Regions from separate parts of the Homo sapiens genome. Here regions 2 and 3 are each linked to region 1. Evidence: chromatin contacts called from ENCODE Hi-C or POLR2A ChIA-PET data. All regions are on one chromosome and are shown on one strand. The core of a region is the stretch at or near the end of the contact, and the rest is flanking DNA. Distances in the headings are between cores, read along the strand shown.

What was found. A loop is a pair of places that touch in the nucleus more often than their neighbours do. ChIA-PET counts read pairs that join two places held with the same protein, here RNA polymerase II (POLR2A). Pooled maps may share reads with other maps.
Region 2: a loop to region 1 is called in a pooled map, with 9 times the contacts of the local background. The contact joins two enhancer-like sites. A Hi-C loop is called at or near these places in 2 of 168 maps with a recorded cell type or tissue (CD4-positive, alpha-beta T cell and CD8-positive, alpha-beta T cell), 5 of 37 single-sample maps with no recorded cell type and 10 of 50 pooled maps. POLR2A ChIA-PET finds 5 or more read pairs at or near these places in 3 of 52 experiments (GM12878 and activated CD4-positive, alpha-beta T cell).
Region 3: a pooled map shows a loop between it and region 1 (8-fold over the local background). The contact joins two enhancer-like sites. A Hi-C loop is called at or near these places in 2 of 37 single-sample maps with no recorded cell type and 9 of 50 pooled maps. POLR2A ChIA-PET finds 5 or more read pairs at or near these places in 1 of 52 experiments (activated CD4-positive, alpha-beta T cell).

Annotation. Positions count from the first base shown.
Region 1 is chr1:198,522,024-198,524,798 of GRCh38, reverse strand. ATP6V1G3 (ATPase H+ transporting V1 subunit G3) reads left to right here. Exons shown (of 3, transcript NM_001376861.1): 3 at 1,235-1,577. The coding sequence ends at 1,408. Among named protein-coding and RNA genes, the nearest start is that of ATP6V1G3, 17 kb to the left of the region's middle. Within about 2 kb of position 1,443, at least 4 of the 41 ENCODE cell types and tissues checked have a DNase peak (open chromatin) inside an H3K27ac peak, as active enhancers do; they include CD4-positive, alpha-beta T cell and CD8-positive, alpha-beta T cell, where a contact is called at or near this core.
Region 2 is chr1:198,172,979-198,175,753 of GRCh38, reverse strand. The region is part of intron 1 of NEK7 (NIMA related kinase 7); the gene reads right to left. Among named protein-coding and RNA genes, the nearest start is that of NEK7, 17 kb to the right of the region's middle. Within about 2 kb of position 1,338, at least 4 of the 41 ENCODE cell types and tissues checked have a DNase peak (open chromatin) inside an H3K27ac peak, as active enhancers do; they include CD4-positive, alpha-beta T cell and CD8-positive, alpha-beta T cell, where a contact is called at or near this core.
Region 3 is chr1:198,257,281-198,260,055 of GRCh38, reverse strand. The region is part of intron 3 of NEK7 (NIMA related kinase 7); the gene reads right to left. Among named protein-coding and RNA genes, the nearest start is that of NEK7, 100 kb to the right of the region's middle. Within about 2 kb of position 1,400, at least 2 of the 41 ENCODE cell types and tissues checked have a DNase peak (open chromatin) inside an H3K27ac peak, as active enhancers do.

The sequences.
Region 1 (2,775 bases), core at 194-2,693:
CAGTCTTCTTGCCTTTAAAATGCCATGTGTAGGAAAGACTAAGTTTACAAAGGAGATACGTTAGGAGTTGATTTTTTTTGCTTTAGTAAAGGCTAACTTTCAAAGTGTTTCACTGCAGAATTCCTTTAAATTGTTAACTCCTCTGGTGAAATTATATTTTGGTCAAATCATTCCTTGATAAAGAAGCTATGAGGAAAGAGGAGATAATAGAAAATACTGGGAATCACTGCCAATTAAAGAGCAATTAGAAAGATATATTAAACTGTGTCTACAATTATGATGTAACTAAATGAACAAGCACACTCAATTTTAAAGAAGTACAACTTACACTAAGTGTTCAAGATAATATCTATTACCCAAAGAAACACACTTCGGCAGCCAGGCGCTGTGACTCACACTTGTAATCCCAGCACTTTGGGAGGCTGAGGAAGGCGGATTACCAGGTCAGGAGTTCGAGACCAGCCTGGCCAACAAAGTGAAACCCGGTCTCTACTAAAAATACAAAAATTAGCAGGGTATCATGGCACACGCCTGTAGTCCCAGCTACTTGTGAGGCTGAGGTGGGAGAATCGCTTGAACCTGGGAGGCGAAGGTTGCAGTGAGCCAAGACTACGCTATTGCACTCCAGCCTGGGCGACACAGTGAGAACCCATCTAAAAAAAAAAAAAAAAAAAATTGTGCATATAAAAGTATCTTAGAGCGCACATTGTGACTGTCTTCCTGATAAAAGCAAGATACAGTTCAGATAATGTATTTTAAAAATAGAAAAACACTCTTTAAAAACCAGCAACTGTTTAAAACTTTTAAACACTCTTTAAAAAACAGCAAAAGTGAGTTTAATGGTGTCTTTCAACTCTGTTTTCCAGACTTATAATTCAGAAAATAAACAATAGGGAATATATGGGAACTAAATGGAAACTGTCATAAATACATGAAAAATGTGATGGAAAAGAACTTCTGGGCATGGTTTAATGATTATAAATGTGTATTCAATTTGTACCATGTGGAGGTTGGTTAAAAGTGAAAGTAATCTGCTATGACCAGTTTCAATATTTTATGAAAGTTCATCCTTCCCACTCATGGCATTGATGATCTTGTTGGTTCTCTGAAAAAATCTAGAAAAGGAGTACATAATTGTGCATTGTAGGACAATCATCAGTAAACAGGCTAGGACAAATTTAACTTGTAAAACAATTGTATTATGATGTGAATTCTGTCTGTTTTGTTTTGGTAGATAATGGGCTCTCAGAATAATCTCTCAGATGAAATAGAAGAACAAACACTAGGGAAGATACAAGAACTTAATGGACACTACAATAAGTATATGGAAAGTGTGATGAACCAGCTCTTGAGCATGGTCTGTGACATGAAACCAGAAATCCATGTGAACTACAGAGCCACCAACTAAATGTACATCACAGTTTTCAAGAAAAAAAAAGGTGTGTGAGTGCCACCTGGTTGCTTATGGCTTCGTATTTTTATGTTGAGAAATTTGAAATGAGAACCTTAAATTTACATTTACAGGAAATGTGACATAACTCATACATCGGCACTGAATTAAACAAAACAAAATACAACTGTTGCTATATCTTTTCTAGTAATAATTATGACCTTGTCACTTAACTTGGAGTAAGTCAAGAATGCAAAATAGTAACATGTTTTTTAACACTTGAAAGAAAAACATGGTCATGACAGCTTTTTAGTGGGCATGGGTTTTTTATTTCTTCTCCTTTTCATCGATTTAGAAAATGTGCTCTTAATTGTATTAAATGGTAATTTGCTAAAAGATAATCTTTAAGCAAGATATAATTATGACTCTTCAACAGATCTAAAAATGAACATGTCAAGGGTCTTATTTAATTCAGTAATCAATGGGAAACCAGTAAAACAGAGAGATAGAGACAAAGAATGATGGGTTATATAGCCACTTTTAAACATAGATGGGGTTTATAATCATTCTGTCTGTCTGACCTCAACTAAACAGATATTATTTTTAAAAGAAAAAAGTAAATGATAAATAAGCTAATAACATAGATTTTGGAGCTTTGAAAAAAAAAAAAAAGAAATACAAAGAAAACTCCCAGGAGATATACTAGGTTAGTGTGCCACTAGCCCAGTCTCCTAGTTACAGCTAAGCTAAACTCTTGTTAAATACTAAGTATTTTGTTAGTGCAATGTATATATCATCTCAATCCTACCTTGTAAGCAGTATTAGTGCTCTTGTTTTACAAAATGAGATGCAAAGATGAAGGAACTTATCTGGAGTTGTTTGGATAACAGTGGCAGCACTGAGCTTTGAACTGGGCAATGTGACTCCAATGTTCACACCCTTTACTTCTTACCAAACTGCTTACCTGCACAGCTCCTATATTTGCATTAGTAAGAAGCATGGGTGCTATAAAGTCTTTGATTTTCCAGTAATATATGCAGACAAATTTTAATTCCAGTCTAAACAAAAGTTAATTATTGTCACCAAACTATTCATATAATCTTCAATTATATGAATCTCTGATTATATGTATAGTTTGGTAACAATAATTAACTTTTGTTTAGACTGGAATTAAAATCATAAACTGAAATGGTTTTAATTGATCATTGTTTTAGATCAGTGGTCCCCAACCTTTTTAGCACCAGGGACCAGTTTCGTGGAAGACAATTTTTCCAAGAATGGAGGGGTAGTGGGGTAAGATAGTTTTGGGATGAAATTGTTCCACCTCAGATCATCAGGCATTAGAGTCTCATAAGGGACATGCAACCTAAATCCCTCACATGTGC
Region 2 (2,775 bases), core at 89-2,588, 350 kb after region 1:
TCCAAAAAGCTTTTGATAGACTTTGTATTTGTTTAGGTTAACTGTGGACACAGAATGCTATTACAAATTCCCCTCATGTTTTTATATGTCATTCAGTTAGTCACATAGCAACAACTAAAGTCTGGCAAAAGCACATGCTCACTAAGCTAATCATTCAGCTGTAATACTAGAAAAATCATGACAACCAAACTGATTTAAAGAGCTAAGATAAATAGCTTGGCCCCATCTTCAAAACCAGATTTAAAAAACATTCTACTGAATTCCTTGTACTAAATAATTCATAGTATGAATTTTATCATAACGAAGTTGATAAGGCCTTATGGAATACAGGCTAGTACTTGGAAATACTTTCATTAGTATGAATTATTTATGGTAAGGTCATTTGTTTTTAAAAGCCTTTGGTCTGTAACAAGTACTCAATAACAGAAAAATCACACACAAAAAATGAAAAACACATTTAAATAAAAGAAAAATTTAATGGAATTTTCAAAATTAACACATGGTTTTACATTTAATCCTTATAGAAAGACTTATCAACTGCTCATATTTATTCATTTAACAAATATTTTTTGCATACCTACTCTATTACAGACACTGTTCTATGCATTGATTATTCCTGAACTTTCAAAATCCTCTCTTATTTACATACTACAGTTTACAATAAACCATAAAGTAGTTTTAAAAGCTTTCCTAACAGGCACGGTACAGTGCCTCATGCCTGTAATCCTAGAACTTTGGGAAGCCACGGTGGGAGGCTCACTTGAGTCTCAGAGTTTGAGACCAGCCTAAACAACACAATGAGACCCCCATCTGTACAAAAAATTAAAATATTAGCCCAGTAAGGTGGTTCACACCTGTGGTCCTAGCTACTTGGTCAGTAAGGTGGGAGGATCACTTGAGCCCAGGAGGTTGAGGCTGCAGTGAGCCATGATCCTGCCACAATGCTCCAGCCTGGGTGACAGAGCAAGACCCTGTCCCCCCCCAAAAAAAACAACAAAAAACAAAAACAAAAAAAAACACAATGCTTTCCTATCCATTATTCCTCTTGATGCTGCTGAAAACTGGACAAGGAAACTGAGGCCCTGATCTCAGTGGTAAAGCAATGACTGACTCTAGCTCAGGTCTTCTGATGTCCTCTGCAATGAACTTTTTCACTAAGCCCCACTTAGGCCCTGACTGCATTCTTAGGACCTGAGTTAGTCATAACAAGAGTCTATTTAATGTATAATTAGGTTAGTAGGACACAATCGATGTTTAGCAACAGAAATTTAGTCTGTTACTTTACTTCTTGGAAAACTCACTGCCTTCCTCCCCCTCCTACCCACCTCCCCACGTACACAAGAAACGAAGCATAATACTTGTACCTTTGAGATTTTTTTTTTTACCAAGCATAAACGTCAATGCAAATTAAGATTTCAAAAACGTAAAATTAAGAAAGGAAGGAAAAAAGGAAGTATATAAAAGCCACTGCCTCATAAATATAAAACTATCCTTGTACTTAATAACAAGATGTTTCAATGTACTTACAAGGTAAATCAAAGTTATATTTTACATTTTAAAATTTACCTCTGGGAAACTAAATTTAATTGGTTATATATTTTTATATCTCAGAACTGAACTATGCTTTGAATGGATGGTGCAAAGTTAACCTAGGCAGCTGCTAAGCAAGCTTTCTCACCAAACTCTGCCAAATTATTTCAATTCTGACCTGCACTATCTTGCAATTTCTCTCTTGCTCTTTTGAGCACAGACTATAAAATCATGCCAAACTCTGTGTGAATGTCTTTTAACAAACATAAACATATACTAGAAACAAATGTACTTTCTCTGGCACACTTACATGTAAAACTATGACTTTATGGAAATACTATCCAAAGAATAAGAAAAATTAAAAGCAGGAATAACATAATGTTATGCTGATAAAGCTATCTACGATGTTCTATAAAAAAAACTTTAATTATAAAGTTTTTTATATAAAAATATGACCAAATAAATGAAAATCTAATTAATACTGACTATAGGCTTTCAAAATGAAATTATATAATTGACAGCAGTTAAATTTTGTTTTCAGAAACCTGAATCTGTGAAAATCCATATTCCAACTAAAGAATGCTAAAGTGTCATAAAGATGGTCTATACTAAGAGGCTTTAAAAACAGATTTATTAAGAATGGAAATGATATTATTTTATGTTGACAAGAAAAATACCTCACATATTATACTTAAGTCAGGCAGCAAATAACAAGTTAAATTTTACTTTCCTCCAGTATTCATTGGGCATTTATTTACCTTTCAAAAAAGCTGTCCTTTTTTTTTTTTTTTTTAAAAGACAGAGTCTCACTTTGACTCCCAGGCCAGAGTATAGTGGCACAATCATAGCTCACTATAACCTCAAACTCCTTTGCTCAAGCAATCCTCCCAGCTCAGCCTCCCAAGAAGCTGGGACTACAGGCACATACCATGACACCTAGCTAATTTTTTAATTTTTTGTAGAGACAGGGTCTCCCTATGTTGCTCATGCTGGTCTTGAACTCCCAGTCTCAAGCAATCCTCCCACTTCGGCCTCCCAAAGTGGTAGAATTATAGACATGAGCCACCACATCCGAAAAACTGCACTTTTAAGTGGGAAAGAATGGACAAGGCCCCCAACACACCTTCTTTAGACAGACTCCTCTGCTGCTATATATCAGTCTCTCTACTGATGACACCAGAGCTCTACTCCAGGCCAGACCTCTCTGCTGAGCATGAGATATATAACCAATTGCCTATTAGACAG
Region 3 (2,775 bases), core at 151-2,650, 260 kb after region 1:
ATTTTATTACAGATACAAATAAGAAAACCATCTTGCAGTCCTTTAAGATGCACAGTGTCAGATGCAGAATGCAGACTGCAACACAGAAAATTAACACGCAACTTGTAAGTGCTACTTGTTCAAAGTGATGTAAGAACCTTAATGGGGGTGAGCATGGCTGGCTGGAAGGGCTCTCAATAACTGATTTATATAAGCAGGAATGCGTAATGCCCTTCAGGAAAATATATATGTGTGTGTGTGTGTGAGTGTGTGTGTAAAATCGAAAGTTCTTGAACTGAAGGAATAAGCTTTACATTTAGCAATTTCACATAGAAATGCCATTCATTCCCCCAAAGGGATTATTATATCAACATGTTAAACAATAAAACAAACACTAATGGAAACAGAAAAATTTGAACTTGATATTAGTTATAGGTATGAAACACACACACACAGACTACTTGCACTTTAAATCAAAATGGCATGAGAAATAACTGATTCTTGACACATCATAAATGCTGATGCCATTCTCAGGAAATGCTATTTACAAGGAATTTGAGATAAATCAAAGATATACTGGAAAGCACAAAATTGTAAGTATATCAGATCTTGATGTAATTCCTGGTATTTTTGTTTGTTTGTTTTAGGAGGCAGAGAAAGAATAATGCCCATATAGTACCAGTAATTAAAATGAAGAAAATCACAAACTTGGAGACATATATGTATTTAATCTCTCAGTAATCAATGTCTCTATGATGTGGAACAACATTTTTAAAAACAAAAGAGGGTGAGTGAGATAAGAATGAATAATAGATGTATAAGAGTTTTAGGAAACCATAACAAGATACAACATATCAAGATAGAAACATGCTACATAGAAAATCTTTAATTCAAGTTATAAAAATTAATTTAGAATTACAAATTGACTTTTATTTTTAACTGAATTTTCAATAATATCAAAAGTCACTCCTCAAACACAGGGAGAAATAAGCATTGATGGCACATCTAAAGCAAAACTAAATTCTGAGCAAAATACATTTACAAATACATTTAACTGGAAATTCAGAAGTATCTTATCTTTCTTTTTCTCTCAGCCAACAAGTCAAGACAAAAATAAATAATAATGAATATTTAGATTACATCATTCCCAAACACAGATTCAAAGCTGTCCGATGATTTCATGAGCAAGAAAAAGCAGTATGTCTTGGGTGAAAATATGGACTTTGTAAGAATATCTTGCATATAATATGTACAAACAAGTCTTTAGGAGGCATCATTTTCATTCAGCTCCACCAAAGTTTCTTCAGGTTTTTAAACTCATTTTATACTTGGTAAGAGCAAGGGATGAGCTGTGGTTAGGCAAGTAATGACTGATAAATTCTTGGTATTCTCTGAATCATTTTAAAGGTTTTCTTTTGTCATCTTAAAATTTTGCCAAAATTACTCATAGCTAATGAAACTGAAAAGGTTAACACTAGATTTCTTTAAAAGGAAATGAAATCCTTCTAGTAACTTAACAGAAATATCCCCTTAAAAAGGCATATGTCAAATTGTTAGAAGAAAGACCATTTAAAATGCAGAAAACAAAGTACTTAAAAATATATACTAAGCAAGTTTTTGTTGTTGTTGTTTTTCTTTTTTGAGAGAGTCTTGCTTTGTCTCCAGGCTGGAGTGCAGTGGCGTGATCTTGGCTCACTGTAACCTCCACCTCCCGGGTTCAAGCGATTCTCCTGCCTCAGCCTCCCAGGTAGCTGGGACTACAGGCGTGTGCCACCACACCCAGCTAATTTTTGTATTTTTAGTAGAGACAGGGTTTCACCATGTTGGCCAGGATGGTCTTGATCTCTTGACTTCGTCATCTGCCCGCCTCAGCCTCCCAAAATGCTGGGATTACAGGCGTTGAGTCACCGTGCCCGGCTCTACAGCTGGAACCTTCCTGTCACTACCCTTCAGATGACTGACTCCTTATCCTCCACCTACGCTTAAATTTCACATCCTCGGAGAGGCCTTTGCTGCACACTCTATCTAAAATGCTCTCCTCCTCTAGTTTGTCTCTAATACCACAGCATGGTCATTTCCTTTTTGGCTATAATTATTTGATTTATTTTTTGCTATAATTATTTGATTTATTGTCTATTTTCCACACAAAAATGTTGGATTTAATTATTGTGTCCCACTATTGTGTCCCTATTGTCAAGTACAGTGTCTGCCATATAGTAGTTTAACCCCAAAATGTTAAACAATCCATAAAACTGGAAATTTTCTGTTTCTTATCTGCTTAGAAATGCTTAAGATTGCAAGTACAAGTAATTAAAATTAAAAAGCTTTAATTTTAAAGATAAAAGCCTATTCCACCTTGACAAGTAAAAACTAACATTAATTTACCAAATTGTTCTGTATCTTTTAAATGTCATTTATGAATTATTCTTACAAATGCTTAGTTTTCATTTATTCAAATAACAATTGGAAATCTGAAAGGAAGTCTATAGAGATTAAATGAAGTTCATAAAAGCTGCAAGATAAATTTATTAATCACAATGAACACTGAAAAAGAGATTGAAGGCAGAGCCACAGAGGTTACGAATATATTAAAATCAGCCTATGTATTATGGAAGTGCTATCATTGTCCACAAATTTCTGATCATATATAATCCTAATTTCTAATTATATGCAAACATGCAGAATCTAAACTTAAGATGATAAAAAGTAACTTATTAATAGAAATTAAAAAGTTATTTGCTTGAAAAATACTTTAAAGCAACTAACAAACATAAGTAAATAAAAGGTAAGCATTCA